Regions from separate parts of the Mus musculus genome. Here region 1 is linked to region 2. The links are chromatin loops, found by intact Hi-C in ENCODE. Cell type or tissue: left cerebral cortex. All regions are shown on one strand. Links, peaks and the distances in the headings refer to the core of each region. The heading gives the core; the rest is flanking DNA.

Region 1 (8,316 bases), core at 34-8,033, 640 kb before region 2:
GGGCGCTAGCGAATTCCCGCGTCCACTGGAGACTGGCCGAAGTCCAGAGGCGGGGCTTGCCAGACCGCTACGCGCCGCGATTGGTTGTTTTCGGCCGCCCTCCAAGCGGAAGTAGAGGCGGGCGGAAGTGGCGCTACCCGATCTTGGGACTGTCGTGTGTAAACAGTGTCCTTCCGCGCGGTGGCCTCGGAGATAGCTGCAGTAGGTAGGGGCGTGCCTAGAATTGGGAGGCTAAGCGCCCGGTGGCGAAAGGTGGCAGTGTGGTGGACCCGAATGGCCCTTTGGCGTTCTGGCCAATCCCCGCTCGGCCACCCGTCTCGGGCGGAGGAATCCTGGGCTGTGAGGCGGCTGGAATCTGGGCCCATGTGCTTCTTTGTTTACTAAGAGCGGAAGCAGTGGCGGGAGCCGGGCATGAGTGCAGAGGAGGCCTAGTGGCGGACGTCCTGGCGGGAGCCTAAGAAAAAGAGTTGTACTGGTAGAGCGAGAGCCGAGGACCTTAAGTCGATTGGGAGCGAGCTGAGAGAATTGAAGAAACTGAGATTCCTAATTAAGACAGAGTGTGGAATTCTCTTGGGAAGGTTGGGTAAGACTCTTGTAGCTGCCCGAAGACCTATATTCTTCTCTGTGTAAAAACGGACTTGTGAAAAGGAACACTGCCTACTTTGGGGAGAACTTGGTCGATTTGTTTTCAATGTTCATTTAACTAACTAGTTCATAGGTTTCGTCTTAAGTGAAAGTGGGTTTCTTAGGTTTCTGTTAAGAGTTTGAAATAAAGAATCTAAAAGGAAAGTTGATTGTTTATTTTATTTATTTTTACATTATTTTGTTACATTATTGTGTGTGTGAGATCGCACGGGCATATCATAGTGCTGGACACCCGCAGGACTCTGTTCTCTTCCAACCTGTGGGTGGGCCCTAGGGATTGAACTCTAGTCCTTGGCAGCAGTGGTCTTTACACCTCACTGCAAAGACTTGGTTTTTATTTTATATTTGTAGAAAAAGTTAAGAAGTTCCTCCAAGAGTTTTATTACGAGAATGAGCTTGGAAAGAAGCAGTTCAAGTATGGGACCCAGTTGGTAAGTCTCAGGATTGGTTCTGGGGAGTGGCGTGGCGTGTTAAGAACTTGTATAAGGTTATCTCAAGTCTGGCTATCAGTGAATGACTTGATTCTGATTGTTTTTATACAAAGTTGGGTTTTTGTTTTGTTTTTAGCTTAAGGGTTTTCTTAGATGTTTTAGTCGTGTTTATTCCTATGTGTTTGTGCTCACAGGGGCATGCCATAGCATGTGTAGAGGTCAAAAGGACAATTTGTGGAAGTCTGTTCTCCCACCATGTGTGTTCTAGAGAGCAAATTCAGATCATCTGGCTAGATGGCTATGTCTAACCTGCTGAGCCACCTCATCCATTCCTAGCTCTTAGTTTTTAGGGGTAGTCTTTGTGTGGCTCAGACCACCATCAAGAACACGCTGTGTAGCTACATAGCTGAGGTTGGCTTTGAGCTCCTCACTCTGTTGCCTTCTGAATCCTAAGTGCTGGGATTATAGACATCTACCACCATGATGTACTGCATTCTGTTCTTTCCCCAGTGGTAGGATAGTGACTTTAGAAGAGCTTTTGTGGGTGAGGTGAACTTGACCCTAAAGTGTTAGCATCTCTTCTTTACCTCAGGTTCATCTGGCTCATCGGGAACAAGTGGCACTGTATGTGGACCTGGATGACATAGCTGAAGATGACCCTGAGTTGGTCGACTCAATTTGCGAGAATGCCAAGCGCTACTCAAGACTGTTTGGTGATGTTGTGCAAGAGCTTTTGCCTGAGTACAAGGAGAAGGAGGTAGGTGGCTGGTTTGTTTCTGAGCTCGTCTGCCTCGTGCCCTGTTTTCTTTCTCTGTCCTGCCTCTCGCCTTTTCTTTCTTTTAGGTGGTGAATAAGGATGTCTTAGATGTTTACATTGAACACCGGCTGATGATGGAGCAGCGAAGCAGAGACCCTGGGGCAGTCCGGAACCCCCAAAACCAGTATCCTTCTGAACTCATGCGAAGATTGTGAGTATCTCTGTGGGAAAGGGCGGGGACTTGCTCTCCGGGGACTTGCTGACAAATGTTTCTCTTTTAGTGAGTTGTATTTCCGAGGCCCAAGTAGCAGCAAGCCTCGAGTGATCCGGGAAGTACGAGCTGACTCTGTGGGGAAATTGTTAACTGTGCGTGGCATTGTCACTCGTGTGTCTGAAGTCAAGCCCAGGATGGTGGTGGCCACATACACTTGTGATCAGTGTGGGGCAGAGACCTACCAGCCAGTACGTATACAATTCTATGATGGTGATTTGATACCTCGGGTCGTTTTGACTGATAATATTTCAAGGAGGTCTTAATCCTTATTTTAAAAGACACAGAGCAGAGATGGTTACTGTGGTGATTGTAAGACTTCCTGTTTTCCTTGTTTGTAGATCCAGTCTCCCACTTTCATGCCTCTGATCATGTGCCCCAGCCAGGAGTGCCAGACCAATCGCTCAGGGGGGCGGCTGTACCTACAGACTCGTGGCTCCAAATTTGTTAAATTCCAGGAAATGAAGATTCAAGAGCATGTGAGTTTAGGGGATATGAGTCCTGCAGCTGGTTATGAAATTATAGGAAGAAAGATTGGGAGAGAGGTTTACCTAGAATTTTTTTATATTTGCTCTTAGTCAGAAAATCGGGAGGTGATTTAATTGAAGTTTTTTTCTGGTTCTATTGGGAGGAGGATAAGAAGAACTCAGCTTCCTTCCTGAAGTCATCTAGGTTGGGATGACTGAATCTTACCATCAAATGGGCATCTTCTGGGGTGGTGGTCAGTTGGGTCAGGTCTGCCTCGCTTTTCTCCTTGTCTCATGTGCTCTGTGTCATGCCCTCCCCCACACCTCCCAATCTCCTAGAGTGACCAAGTTCCTGTGGGAAACATCCCTCGTAGCATCACAGTGGTTCTAGAAGGTGAGAACACAAGAATTGCCCAGCCTGGTGACCATGTCAGCGTCACTGGCATCTTCTTGCCAGTCCTGCGCACAGGGTTCCAACAGATGGCACAGGTGAGGGCGTTTTGAATGAGGAAATAGCTGCCTTGCCTCCTCATCCACCCACTCACTCTTCACACCCTTAGAAAATGAAAATCAGTGAGGTGGAACTTGTGGATAAAAAATTCTCAGGGACTCTGGTGATGGGGACTTTAAAGGGAACTCTTGTGTCCAGGGCTTACTCTCAGAAACTTACCTGGAAGCCCACTGGATTGTGAAGATGACAAAGAGTGACGATGATGTCTCTGGGGCCGGAGAGCTGAGCTCAGAGGAGCTGAAGCAGATTGCAGGTGAGGGACCACGAGCTCAAGTTGAGAGTTGAGCTCCATCCTAGATTTTGTCCTGAAGGAAATGCTATGGCTTAATTTTTTGCAGAGGAGGATTTCTATGAGAAGCTGGCCGCTTCTATTGCTCCGGAGATCTATGGACATGAAGATGTGAAGAAGGCGCTGCTGCTGCTTCTGGTGGGTGGTGTGGACCAGTCTCCTCAAGGCATGAAGATCAGAGGTAAGAAGGACAAGAGACTTAGGAGGGAGGGTAAAAAAACATCCCACGAGAGTCTGTAAATGACAAGAGTTGATGATTTACCTTAGTGGTTGTTGTGTCTTAGAAGTAGTCTGGACTTTAAGAAGGGACCAGGTCTCAAGTGCTCTTCTCTGTTGGTGGACAACTTGGGTAAAGAGTATCACTCAGGCTTCCTTCTCATTTGCCAGGAAACATCCACATCTGCCTTATGGGAGACCCTGGTGTGGCCAAATCTCAGCTCCTATCTTACATCGACCGTCTGGCACCGCGAAGTGAGTGTGAACAGGGATGAGGCTTGGTGTTTGGTTGATAAACACTAAGGCCTCTGGAAGGCCTGGGGAAAGCGGTTCCTTTCTTCAGCAGTTTGCTCTTTATCTTTGCAGGTCAGTACACAACAGGCCGTGGCTCCTCTGGTGTAGGGCTCACAGCAGCTGTGTTGAGAGACTCTGTGAGTGGAGAACTGACTTTAGAGGGCGGTGCCCTGGTGCTGGCTGACCAGGGCGTGTGCTGCATTGATGAGTTTGACAAGATGGCCGAGGCTGACCGCACAGCCATCCATGAGGTTATGGAGCAGCAGACCATCTCCATCGCCAAGGCGGGGATTCTCACCACGCTCAATGCCCGATGCTCCATCCTGGCTGCGGCCAATCCTGCCTACGGCCGATATAATCCCCGCCGCAGTCTGGAGCAGAACGTCCAGCTTCCGGCTGCTCTGCTTTCTCGATTCGACCTCCTCTGGCTGATTCAAGACCGGCCCGACAGAGACAATGACCTCCGGTGAATGAAGTAGATGACACCCATAGAGACAGCCCATTTTAGTGACTTTGGGGCAGGGAGGTAAAATCAGAAAGCCACTCAACTTGTCTGTGTGCAGACACCTTAAACACCTTTCCTTGTTTGCAGTTCATATGGAGATAGGTTGGAGCTAAGATCTTGAGGGTTTTCTGGGAGGCCTGTCTGCCATGCTTTGGAGAAGAGGTGGTGCTAAAAGGGGATACTGAGTCAAGATTCTCAGGGTGTTAGAGCTCTAAAGACTGACGCCCGTCTTCTCTCCAGGTTGGCCCAGCACATCACCTATGTCCACCAGCACAGCCGGCAGCCCCCTGCCCAATTTGAACCTTTGGACATGAAACTTATGAGGTAGGAGGGGTGGAGATGGGTATGTCTGGGGAGAGTACTGGTCTGTGGCATTGTCTTATGCCAAGTGTGTCTGGAAAGCATTGAGTCTTGAAAGGACTCATCTGCTTATCTATTTCAGCCTCAAAAGTAGCTGAGCCTGGGTCTCTCTGTAGCCAAGGGATCATCAGAAACTTTTTTTCTGTTTTGGGATGACAGAGCAGCAGGCCTTATATAATCCTAGCTACTCTGAAACCTGAGTCATTTTGGGGATGTCTCCAAAAACTACTTCCCTCCTGTATATAAAGGAACCTCTCTCACTCTCTAAATCCTGTCCGAGGCAGGTCTAGCTTTTTGGCCATAAGTGCTTCCATGGCACAGATGACTCGGGTTTCTAAACTGGTTTTCACATGGTCTCTGAAGTCTGTCAAGGGGTTAAGTTAAATCCTCCCACTACAGGTGCTTTGGTAAATGTCATTCTCCTGAAAAGTTGGAAGTTACTTGAAGTGTCCTGGCAGCCCTGTTTTGGAGAAATCCCTCACTGTCCACGTCAGCATAGAATATTAAGTGGGGAATCTCATAAAGCCTGCCTGCTTTCCCGCTTTCCCATGAACCTTGTTTCCCACAGACGGTACATAGCCATGTGCCACGAGAGACAGCCCACAGTGCCTGAATCTCTGGCTGACTACATCACCGCAGCATATGTGGAGATGAGGCGAGAGGCCCGGGCCAGTAAGGATGCCACCTATACTTCTGCCCGGACCCTGCTGGCCATTCTCCGACTTTCCACTGCTCTGGTGAGTGGTGGGTCCCTGTCAGCTGGAAAGCTGACCCCTGCCTGCCACCTCACCTAATGACCCTCAAGCCGCCTCCTTCCCTCCTACCAGCCCTGCTGGGACTAAAGTGCTGACAGTGCAGATAGTGGTCCTCTCTGTGCTACCGCACTGTGGGTACTTGCTGCTCCAGCAGGGCACGTGCAACGCCCATGGAGGGAAAGGCTGCTTGCTGCTTGAATCCATGAGGGCTAGGACTTGAATTCCTGGTGTCCTAGATATGATCTTAGAAATCTCCATTCTGTCCTCCCCTCTTGGACCTTAGTCATGGGGGCTCCAAAGTGCTGTTCGTGCAGGTAGTGTAATTACCTGACCTACTGCTGAGCTAGCACTTCCCGAGCCCCCAGGACACAACCTCTGATAGTGGCCCTAGCTGAGCGCCCCAGGCTCCATTTGTTTGATGGGGAGCCTAGTGGAGTTCAGAAGGGTCTGGTCTCCCTCACAGGACAGCTGAACACCCACCGGGACTGGCCAGTGTTGAGAGGCGGAGACTTGGGCAATTGCTGGACGCTGCCCTGGGCATTGCACTTGTCTCGGTCTGACAGTGCCGGCCCAACACTGCAGATGTGGGGGGGCAGGGAGGAGTCCCCATTTTTGTTCAATGAGTAGGCAAATGTGGCTTGCCCAGGCTTGAAGCTGGAGCAAAGAAAGATCCTTGACTTCATTCCCCTCCTCCCCTCCTATCCCAATCTTTTCTATGCCTTCCCCTTAGGCTCGACTTCGGATGGTAGACATTGTGGAGAAGGAAGATGTAAATGAAGCCATAAGGTTGATGGAGATGTCGAAGGACTCCCTTCTAGGTGAAAAGGGACAGACAGCTAGGTGAGGATTTTAATGAAGAGTGAGACTGGACCACTGGGCTTATTGACCTGGCTTGCCCTCAGGGTTTTGATGCTGATTGCTGCTACTGTTTGTGGCCTTGCACCTTCACCTTTTCCATCCTTGTCTTTTAGGACCCAGAGGCCAGCAGATGTGATATTTGCCACCATCCGTGAATTGGTGTCACGGGGGCGGAGTGTCCACTTTTCTGAGGCTGAACAGCGCTGCATATCTCGTGGCTTCACACCAGCCCAGTTCCAGGCAGCTCTGGATGAATATGAGGAGCTAAATGTCTGGCAGGTTAATACTTCTCGGACACGGATCACCTTTGTCTGATAGCCAGTTTTTACACCCTCCTGCCTACACCAGAGGGCATGCTGAATGCCCCCTCAAGAAAAAATCTCATTCTCCCATGCTGCACTTTTTTATTCTGCCAATAAAGTGTTTTGATTGCCTCTTGCTTGTTAATAACTCTGTAGAGTTTTTAGTATGCTCTCTCCTCCCCTAGTCTCTAGTACTGACCCTTACTATGTGCTAGTCAATCTGGGAGATAGAAGGCCTTGGGACCACTGTTTCTTGAGATGCTTCCAATTATGGACATTTCGTTTGTTAGACCCCCACATCTAGACGTGATGACACCAGGATGTGAAGGGCAGAAAGTTGCGCCTAGCACAAGGTATGACTTAAGTGGAAGGCCTAAGGATGAGGTACATATCACCCTCCTAGGTACCTTCAGGATATAGAAAAACAAGGACTTGAGATAACCACAATTACAAAGATGGAATTCAGCTTCCCTCCCCTTCCTATTTGAGAAACATTTGCAGTGAAATTAAATTAGCCTGGGAAAGCAATCTTTCTGTGGAGCTGTGACATGAATTGATCACAGAGCACAAAAACTGGAAGCAAGCAGGTCGTCCTATCACATTTTGTCTACTTCAACAAGGGGTCACCTCGAGTCATTAAAAGGTGGGTAGGTGGTCAAAAAATGTGGATTAATGGGTGAAGCTTCCTTAAGAGTCCATGTTGAGAAACCAGTGTGGTGCCTGAGAGGACAAAGCCACTGGAAGGGCTGCTAAGGGGCTGCTCTTTTATTAATGAGTTTCTCTAAAGGGAATGTGGTACTCAGGTCCATGGAACAGCTGTCTGAGCCCCACACACCATCCCTTCCAGAACCATCATCAGAAAAACAGTCCCCGCATTCGCCGGCCAATGCCTTGTCGGTCGTAGAGGACGTTGAACTTGTTCACAAACTGGTTCATTGTGTTGCACGTTTTGGTGATGGTGCCGAGGTAGGCCATGAGCCCCACGTCATTGCATTGCTGGGAGGGAACACAAAGAACCAGTTCCCCAGGGGTCCCTCGTATTAGCCAGTGACACTTGAGTTTCACCTCCTACCTGTGAGGTGGTGTGAGCCCCACCTCCCCATCAAAGGTGTCAACACTCACATCATAAAAGTCTGTCTTGAACTTGTCAGTGCTGAGAACTGGAAGACAGTGACATAGGGCATAGGCCTCCCGCAGGATCTCATGGTTGAAGGGAACCTCTCCTAAGGACACAAGGAGGCTGCACTGATGTGGATGCTGTCACTTTTCCAGGAGAGGAAAAATGTTTCAAAGTGACAGGCACCTCTCCTACCTGCTTCAGAGGCCTTGACATATTCTAAAATGAGCTTCACACGGCTGTGCAGCATCTTGATGGCACTATGCTGAGCTATCAGGTGTTCAGCCACTGCAGGGGAATGGGGCAAATGAAGGGCGGCCTGTGGCCACACCCAACCCCTACCTCCAAAGACTGAATTCCCCTCCCTTACCAGTGGAGTTCTCCCCACTGCCTGTTGCTGTCATCCGGGCCACGTGGTCTACACCGATCCGTTCAGCTTCCTCAGTGGCCAGAGTGTAAGTGAGCTCAGCAAACAGCATTGTGGCCTGCAGAGTAAAGAGTTCTCAGATAGGGAGAGTCAGGAAACAGACCTAGGCCT
Region 2 (8,316 bases), core at 228-8,227:
TGAAACTCTATCATAAAACAAAAACCTTTAAGTATGCAAATCAATAAATATGGACTGTTGCTGCGGCGGTATGAGGCCTAGTCTAGGAAGCCTACAACCCCTCACAGTGCTGCGCTTGAAGAACTGTCTGGGTGTAATTCCCTCTAACTTGCATTTTATGGGATTCTAGTGGTCACCAACCACTCGCTGTCTTTTTCTGCCCCACTGTCCTGCACTGGTTTAGACTTCCCTAGTTCCGCCTCCGGGAAGGGAGTGGCCTCACCAGGGGGCGTGGCCAACCCGAGAATTGGGCCTTCTTGCCTCCAGTCTGGAGCCGCCCAATCCGGAGGGGGGGGGGGTTGAAGGAGGTCGATCACGTGACCTGGGATTTTTTTTTTCCCCCCTCCCTTATGCCTATACCACTTCTGCTGTCCCTAGAGAGGATGTCTTGCTCCTTTTCTGGAAATAAACTACGTCGTGTGATCTTTGATGAGTTAGAAAAACGTGGAATTGTGCTTTTATTGTGGCTGAGGCATCTTTTGCTCCTGGAGTGGTGTTTTCGCTTCTAGCCTTCCCCCCCACACACTTGAGTATTTGGTCTCGTCCAGCCTGGCCCTGGGCGCGGCGGCGACGGCCGCGTCACTGGCGGGCGGGATCCCTCCGCTCTGGGGAGAGCTGCGCTGGACGGTTGAGTTGGGGTGACTGAGGAAATCCATCCGCGTCGCCGCCGCTGCCGCCTCCGCCGCGGAGGAAGACAGGACCTCCCGCGCTCCTCCAAGCGACCCCTTGGCAGAGTCCCACCACCTCAGGTACCTCCGCTGATAAAAGGAGTCCTCATCTCCCCCAGCCCCAAATTCCCACGGGTGTGTGTGTGGCAGGGGGAAGCCTCGGTTCCTTCCGTCTCCCGGGTTTGGCTCTTGGGAAACGGACGTAACTCCCAGACCTCCCCTCCCTTCCTCTGGCCCGGTCGTTTCCAAACCCGGAAGGGGAACTGGGGGGGGGGGGGGGACCCTCGGCTTCAATAATGCATGCGCTCCCTGCAATATCAGTGGCAATTATTTTAAAATCTAGACCCCCCTCATCCCAGCCCCGCCTGCCTCTTGATCCCTTAATAGTTGGGGGGCTAAATTCTGGGTTTCTTCTATGTCCTGTCCCGCCCCCTTTCCCCACCACCACCCTGCTGCCTGCCCCTGGGTAACAGCCCTCGTGCCCACTCGTTTCACACCCTTGCTTGCATTAGCCTTGCAGAACTCCAGAATCCTAGGAGATCCAGTTAAGGCCTCAAGGCCACCCTTGTCTTCGTCTCCACCCTACTGCCCCTTGATTCGGGCTCTGGCAGTGTTTTCTCAGTCCCGACCCCTAAGCTGGAGATCTCAGCACCTTATTCTTTTTACAAATCCTTACCCAGGTCTGGCACCTAGTCGCCTGTCCCCTTCGTCCAGCTTTCTTTTGGGCAAAATGGAGGTCCTACGAGCTGAAGGGCCTGGCCCACTGCACTTCGCAGCACGGCCAGCCCGCGCCGTCCAGCTGCCAGATCTGAGGACCCTCTCTTTCCTCCTCTCACACCTGCGGAGGCGGTGGCACCCTTTTTTTTGGAGGGGGGGCTATGGTTGCTTTATCCCTAGAATCGAGGAGCTGCTGAGGGAACGTTGGAGGGTAATGGGGATCTAAGGGCTGGGAGCATGGCCCCCGACCCAGTGTCTTCTTCCTGGCCTGTTTTCCTTCTGCCCCAGGCCTGTGTCATTGAGGCCAGGCCTGGGCTGCTGTCAGCTGGAAGGAAGGGGCTTTTGTTCACAGCTGGAGTGGGGTGGTAGCTATGTCGTTGCCCCCTCCCTCATTTTGGAGGGGCATCCTCTGGCACTGGCGCAGAAAGCTGAACTTACGGAGGGGAAATATCTTCGGGGAAGAGGAACGCCCAGTGTCTGGGGGAAGTGGGAGCTGGGTGGGGGACGCCTGGGTCGCCAGAGTGCAGTGTACACGGCCAGATCGCACAGGTGTCCCGGGAAGGCAGGACGTCGGAGGCTGGAGTGGTGCCAGCTAGGCCTCGGGGGCTGCTGAGCACAGAGCTGGGCTCTAGGGGTGCCTAGGGGCATCGGGCCGAGCCGCCTGGGGCCGCTCGCCGGCGCCTGGGAGAGAGCAGCTCCGCGCCCCGGGGCCAGGGGCCTCTCTTCGGAGCCCTAATTACTTCTGAGAGGCTCCCACGGGCTTTGTGCGGGCGCAGCGGGGCGGGCGACCTCGGCGCTGAAGGGAGCTGGCGGCTTGGGGGTTTGCCTTCCCCGCTACTCTCGCACTGACCAGCAGCTAATGGGGTGCAGCCGGCCCGGAATGGGGATTATCCCGGGTTGAGCCGTCCCGAACCTATTAGTGCTCAATCGGCTTTTCCCAAATCCTGTAAACAGCCACCCTGGCCGGTTCTGGGTAAGAGGCGGGAGTCTAGGTCGGGCGGGGGCGATGGGGGCCGGGGGTGGGGTCACCCACCCTACAGGTCTCTGCCGCGGATGCGGTTGCCTTGGCAACGAGGCTAGGGTGGGGGCACTTCACCAATGAGGTGCTCTTAGTCCGGGTGACGGTTGCCTAGGCAACCCCACGAACAGCCTAGCTTCTCCCCTCATCCTCCCCCCCCCCCATCACCACCTCTGTCTTAGCTGGGGGTGTGTGTGGAGGGTGTGCGGTATGTGGGGGTGAATTTAAAGAGGTACCGCCCCTTTTTAAAATTAGGTGCTGGGAGGGCGGCGCCTTGTGCGGGCTGGGGCGAACGCCAGGTCTGTTTTCGAAGGGACTCCCCCCCCCCCCATCCCCAGTTCCTGCCGCCCTAGTGTCCCGCCCGGGCTGCTGTCCGAGGGAGGGGTTTCCCCTGCTCTTCCTCTTGCACTTCCCACTCCGTTTCCGGGGGCCCTGAAGGAAGATTGGGGAAGTCGTTTGTTCCTTGGCAACGCAACGTCTTTCGGTGCCGGAGACCCCAACCTTCCCTGGGTACCACGTCCTCTGTTCCCCCTGCCTAGCAGATCCTTTCCTGGCCGTGCGCTTCCACCCCGCCTTTCCCTGCCGCTTCCCGGGCCGTCTTGGGACCTGACGTCAGCCTTGCATTCTCCCCCCCAACCCCCCAGGCCTCGGGCCAGCGGCCAGGAGCTGCCTCCCCCAGCCCCCGTCCCGCGGCCCCCAGCCGCCCCCAACCCCGCCCCACGGGCCCGGCGCCATGAGTGAGCTGGAGCAACTGAGACAGGAGGCCGAGCAGCTCCGGAACCAGATCCGGGTGAGGGCCTGGTGGCTGTGATGGGGAGGCCGAGCCCAGCCAGGCGTGGCTTGAGTGTGCTGCTTCCCTTTGACCTGAGTAGAATGGGTTGCCTGTGGCCGGTGTGTGTCTGTCTGTTGCAGGGTGGGAGGAGAAAGGGAGTCCTGGTCTCCAAATGTCTCCCGGCTCATCTTCCCCTTGTCTCCTGTTTTCTTCACTCTTTCCTCACCTCTTTGCACTTCTCTCCTTTCCCTCTCTTGCACTGCCCATCATTTACAGGACGCCAGAAAAGCATGCGGGGATTCCACACTGACCCAGGTGAGGTGACTACAGAGCTACCCTGGGGCACTGAAGAATGGGAGGTGTTGGATGGTCTTCTGTTGCTTGGGTCTCTATGTACCACCTCAGTCGCTCCGTTGTTCCAGATCACAGCTGGGCTGGACCCAGTGGGGCGAATTCAGATGAGAACACGGAGGACCCTCCGTGGACACCTGGCAAAAATCTATGCCATGCACTGGGGGACAGACTCAAGGTGCGTGGGTGGCCCCTGCTTTAGTATGTCTAGGTTCTGGGGTGATTTTATATAATGGGCAGAATGATAGTACAGGGTGTGGGGAGGACTCTCAGGTCTGGGGGGAGAATCTGTCAGTAATTTGGGAAGACTGATTCCCAGTATCCTTGGAAGACCAGGGATCCAGGATCATCCTGAGAGGATTTGGGGGAATGCCTCTAAAAAGCTTCTCTAGCCAGGGAGGGTTAGGGGGCCTCTCTTCCACACCCTGAGCTGTCTGCCACTGGCCCGCCAGGCTGCTGGTCAGCGCCTCCCAGGACGGAAAGCTCATCATTTGGGACAGCTACACCACTAACAAGGTAAAGCGGGTACCCAAGGTGGGTGGGGCAGGGCTGTCAGGCCCTGGCTGACTCTGACTCAGGGTGCTGCTCTCCTCTAGGTCCACGCCATCCCTCTGCGTTCCTCCTGGGTCATGACCTGTGCCTACGCCCCCTCAGGGAACTTTGTGGCCTGTGGGGGTTTGGACAACATCTGCTCCATCTATAGTCTCAAGACCCGAGAGGGCAATGTCAGGGTCAGCAGAGAGCTGCCTGGCCACACTGGTGAGTGGAGCCAGAAGAGGCAAGAACACGGTCAGGGGAAGGGAAGAGATGCACTGTCCTCTAAAATGCCTGACTGCAACCTCCTTTCTCCAGGGTACCTGTCATGCTGCCGCTTCCTGGACGACAACCAAATCATCACCAGCTCTGGGGACACCACCTGGTGAGGCTCTGCCGTGCTGGCTCCCTGCCTTCGGGGGATCCAGGGCCCAGCAGGTGGCAGGCACACTTCTGAGCACCTAGTCTTCCCCTCTGCATGGTGGCCAAGTGGCTCCCCCACTATTTCGGGTTCTTGGCCCTCTTTCTAGAGGGCCCCGTCAGGGTTGGGCTCATACAGTAGTTAAGCCAGGGTTTCTGTCCTCTAGTCCTTTCCTAATCCTTCCTCCTGTTGCCTCTCCAGTGCCCTGTGGGACATTGAGACAGGCCAGCAGACGGTGGGGTTTGCTGGACACAGTGGGGATGTGATGTCCCTGTCACTGGCCCCCGATGGCCGCACCTTTGTGTCAGGTGCCTGTGACGCCTCCATCAAGCTGTGGGATGTTCGGGATTCCATGTGCCGACAGACATTCATAGGTCACGAGTCGGACATCAATGCCGTGGCTGTAAGTCAGGAGGAGTATGGTGAGCTGCCTGCCCCCTGTATCCCACACCCCTGGCTTTGCCTCACACTCTTATCATCTCTGGCCCAAATCTTGCAGTTCTTCCCCAATGGCTATGCCTTCACCACGGGATCAGATGACGCCACTTGTCGCCTCTTTGACCTGCGGGCTGATCAGGAGCTGCTCATGTATTCCCACGACAACATCATCTGCGGCATCACCTCGGTTGCCTTCTCGCGCAGCGGCCGGCTGCTGCTCGCTGGCTACGACGACTTCAACTGCAACATCTGGGATGCCATGAAGGGTGACCGTGCAGGTGAGGACTCTGGGCCCACAGAAGGCAGAGATGGGAAGTGTGGGCCAGACCGGTTCCTACATCCTTCCCTTTGTTCTCCAGGTGTCCTCGCTGGCCATGATAACCGTGTGAGCTGCCTTGGGGTCACAGATGATGGAATGGCCGTGGCTACAGGCTCCTGGGACTCCTTCCTCAAGATCTGGAACTAACCTCCCCAACCCCAGATGGGCCCAGGCAGGGAGCAGCCCTGCCCATGCCCACACTACAGGCCCGGAGCTTTGGGGCTGGGTACATGTGCCAAGCCTCCCTCCCTGGGCTACAGGGCCTCCGGTCCTGCTCCCATACCCAGGTTTGGTTCCTCTAGGGGGGGGCCCCCACTGTGGAGATAAAAGTCGGGGATGGAATGGGGGAAGAGGAAGGGCAGGAAAGCCCTCACCCTTTGCTGCCCTGGGGCCATGGCCTCACCCCTCTGGAGGGCCAGAGGCAGGAGGTGGAAACTCCAGGGGCTGGCTTTTTTAACTGGTTTTATTTTAATTTTTATTATATTTTCAGTTTTTCCATAAAGGAACCACTTCCAACTCTGTACCTAGTCTCCTTGCTTACTGTCCCCCTTTCTCCAGAAAGCAGACAGGCAGTGGGTATTGGGCTCCTCTAAGCGATAGCAGGTACCCCATTCTTGCTCTACATGAGGCTGAGTCCAGCATTTCCCAGATGCACCCCACCACCACCACTGTGCCCTTACCCCAGCTCAGTCATGGAAAAGCTGGCAGACAAGGTAGACTGGGAGAACACACCAAGTTTTATTGGGAGTATTTACAAGAGTGGGTATTAGGGAAGTCACACAGGGTAGAGGTAGGGTAAACTGGGATACACAGGACACCCACACTACCCTGAACCCCAAGGGGGTAGGGTGGGGCAGTGGGGCCCTGTAAGACTGGGATGGGGAAAGGATTAAGATGGGGGGGGGGGGTCTGAGTCCCTGGGCTGGGGCTCAGGGCTTGTAAACATTGGCCACTCTCAGAGGGGATGGGGTGGGAGAGGCCCCACACTTCCTCACAGGGTTAAGGCCTCTCCAGGCTCATGGGCCCCCAAGTTCAGTCTCTTTAGCTGGGGGGAGGGGTAGGAAGAGACAAGTGCCCTCCCTCCCCCTGCATTGGCTGTGGCAGGGGCAGGGTAGGTTACATTCAGTCACAACAGGAGTCTCTCCCATCCCTCCAATGCCACCACAATGGCAAGAGGGAAAGGGAGCTGGGGGGCCAGCAGCAGCAAGACGTTTCCCCCTGGCCCATCACCCCCTTATTGCTTTAGAGAGAATATTGTCTTTTCACAGACGCTAACACTGTCAAAACCAGGGAGAAGCAGGTGGAGGGGCCCTTCCACCCAAAGCCAGCCTGATCCCCAACACTGACCCAGTTGCCACTTTGGTGCAAAAAAAAAAAAAAAGAAAAAAAAGAAAAAAAAAAAGTGGAAAGGAAAACAAAAGGTCACCTCTGTGGGGATGGATGGGAAAGAAGAACCTGGGGCCACTCCCTACTTCCCCAGGACAGAAACTAGAAATACATTCATGGAGGAGGCAGTGGCAGGCTCGCTCGCTAGCCCTAATACTGCATTCTGAGCAATGAGGTCGATGGGAGAGTCACTAACACAGTATATTAAAAAGAAAGGGGGGGGGGGGGGCAAACAACAATGAAGACAAGCATGGGCAGGGCGGGAGGGCTAGGAGTGAGGTCGGCGAGCAACAGGCAAGGCAGCCCCCAGCCAGGACACAGGCGCTCTCGACCTCCAGCCTTACACCCAACACAAAAAACATCAAGGAGAGGGGCTGCTCACTCCTCTCCCATTTGGTCAATGGAGGGGTCAGGTACGGAGCTGTGGTCTGCTTCCCACACAGCTGGCTGCTGATCAGGGGGTTCTCACCACGGGGCCCCCCTAGGTTCCGCCCCAAGCCACTCCTTCGGTGTCCTTCCCTCACAAGCAAGGCCTCGGCCATGATAAAAGGAGGGGTGTTCTCCAGCTCCTGGAGGAAGGGCTGAGTCCCTTCTCAGAGGGGGTGAGACGGGCTTGGGGGCCAGAAAATACATTCATGTGGCAAAGGCAGGGAGCTGGGGCTTTCAGTGTCACACCCAGGCTGTCCCCCGAAATGGCAGCAGTGGGGGTCAGCCCCTCAGCAGGCCTGAGTTCAGAGCCCAGCTGACAGGCTGGCACTGACAGGGCTTTCCCCAGCTCCCTCAGCCAGTGTGGGAGGGCTGTTTCGGGGGTGTGGGGAGAGGGAGCTGAGGCAGCTCATCCAATTTGTGCAACGTTCCTCCCAAAGCAGCTGAGGTAAGGGGCGACTCTGGCCCCTTACCAGGACACCTGCCACAGTAACGGCCACAGGAGCTGATCACAGCAGGTCCAGTGGGCGGGGCTTCTGGAGAGGGCCTCCGCTCGCTCGCTGTGCAAACTGCCAGCACCCAGCTGACAAGTCACCCCAATGACCCACCTTCTGGGGCAGCAGGGTAAGTGCAGCCTCAGGGAAGCCAGGCAGGACAGGTCCATGGGGCCTGGTACCCACTGGCCAAAAATAACAGTGTGATTTTTTTTTTCCTTTCAGCCTAACTTTTTTTTTCATTATTTTTTTTATCTTTTTTTTTTTTTCTAAAAAATAAAAACAAAACAAAACAAAAAACCAAAAACAAACCTCTGTGGACCTTCCAATGTCACACCCATTATTCCCAAAGGGGTGTAGGGGTCTACCGTCTAGCTTTTGGATGATATTTCTGTCTCTCCTAATGTTTAAAATTAAAGAGGAAAAGAAAGGCCCCTCCCCCATCTGTAAAGTGCCTCGTGGCGGGTGAGTTAAGGTGCATCGTGTGGTTTGTAACAAGTGCTGGGGACCCTGCCCCACTCGCTCGCTCGCTCGCTTCCTCCTCTGCTCCCTGTGGGAGCCTGCAGGCTGGAGACCCAAGGGTCCATGCTGCTGCCACCACCCGAGTCTAAGGCCCAGGGGGCAGGTGGGACAGGCTGGTCAGTAGTCATCCACGCTCTCGATCTCACCGGAAGGGCCGTGCAGGGAGTACCCTGAAGCCAGGGAGAAGCAAGAGTAAGCTTCCCCAGGTCCG

What was found. Hi-C counts contacts between places; a loop is a spot of excess contacts. Peaks named below come from ENCODE experiments on the same cell type or tissue, not always from the same donor. Only the 100,000 strongest peaks of a DNase experiment are listed, where the experiment ranks them.
Region 1: it touches region 2 in a loop (4-fold over the local background); 5 of 42 quality-filtered maps call a loop at or near these places.

Annotation. Positions count from the first base shown.
Region 1 is chr5:138,163,077-138,171,392 of GRCm38, reverse strand. It overlaps Cops6 (COP9 signalosome subunit 6), which reads right to left. Exons shown (of 10, transcript NM_012002.3): 7 at 8,149-8,263; 8 at 7,974-8,066; 9 at 7,784-7,884; 10 at 7,409-7,657. The coding sequence ends at 7,517. It overlaps Mcm7 (minichromosome maintenance complex component 7), which reads left to right. Exons shown (of 15, transcript NM_008568.3): 2 at 997-1,076; 3 at 1,669-1,833; 4 at 1,920-2,044; 5 at 2,115-2,295; 6 at 2,446-2,583; 7 at 2,911-3,060; 8 at 3,221-3,335; 9 at 3,421-3,552; 10 at 3,759-3,842; 11 at 3,954-4,347; 12 at 4,627-4,710; 13 at 5,315-5,483; 14 at 6,232-6,341; 15 at 6,473-6,810. The coding sequence ends at 6,674. It overlaps Mir25 (microRNA 25), which reads left to right and starts at 5,989; the gene lies at 5,989-6,072. It overlaps Mir93 (microRNA 93), which reads left to right and starts at 5,783; the gene lies at 5,783-5,870. It also overlaps Mir106b. In left cerebral cortex, for the core only: a CTCF peak has its summit at 269; DNase peaks (open chromatin) are centred at 190 and 3,083; H3K4me3 peaks cover 1,170 bases; H3K27ac peaks cover 658 bases.
Region 2 is chr5:137,525,611-137,533,926 of GRCm38, reverse strand. It overlaps Gigyf1 (GRB10 interacting GYF protein 1), which reads right to left. Exons shown (of 24, transcript NM_031408.2): 24 at 5,992-8,275. The coding sequence ends at 8,223. Gnb2 (guanine nucleotide binding protein (G protein), beta 2) reads left to right here and starts at 621. Exons shown (of 10, transcript NM_010312.5): 1 at 621-788; 2 at 3,087-3,232; 3 at 3,491-3,529; 4 at 3,637-3,743; 5 at 4,018-4,081; 6 at 4,162-4,324; 7 at 4,418-4,484; 8 at 4,722-4,923; 9 at 5,020-5,236; 10 at 5,318-5,800. The coding sequence starts at 3,176. The coding sequence ends at 5,424. Mir6418 (microRNA 6418) reads left to right here and starts at 4,333; the gene lies at 4,333-4,447. In left cerebral cortex, for the core only: a CTCF peak has its summit at 7,713; DNase peaks (open chromatin) are centred at 4,413, 5,385, 5,994, 7,431 and 10 more places; H3K4me3 peaks cover 4,023 bases; H3K27ac peaks cover 5,457 bases.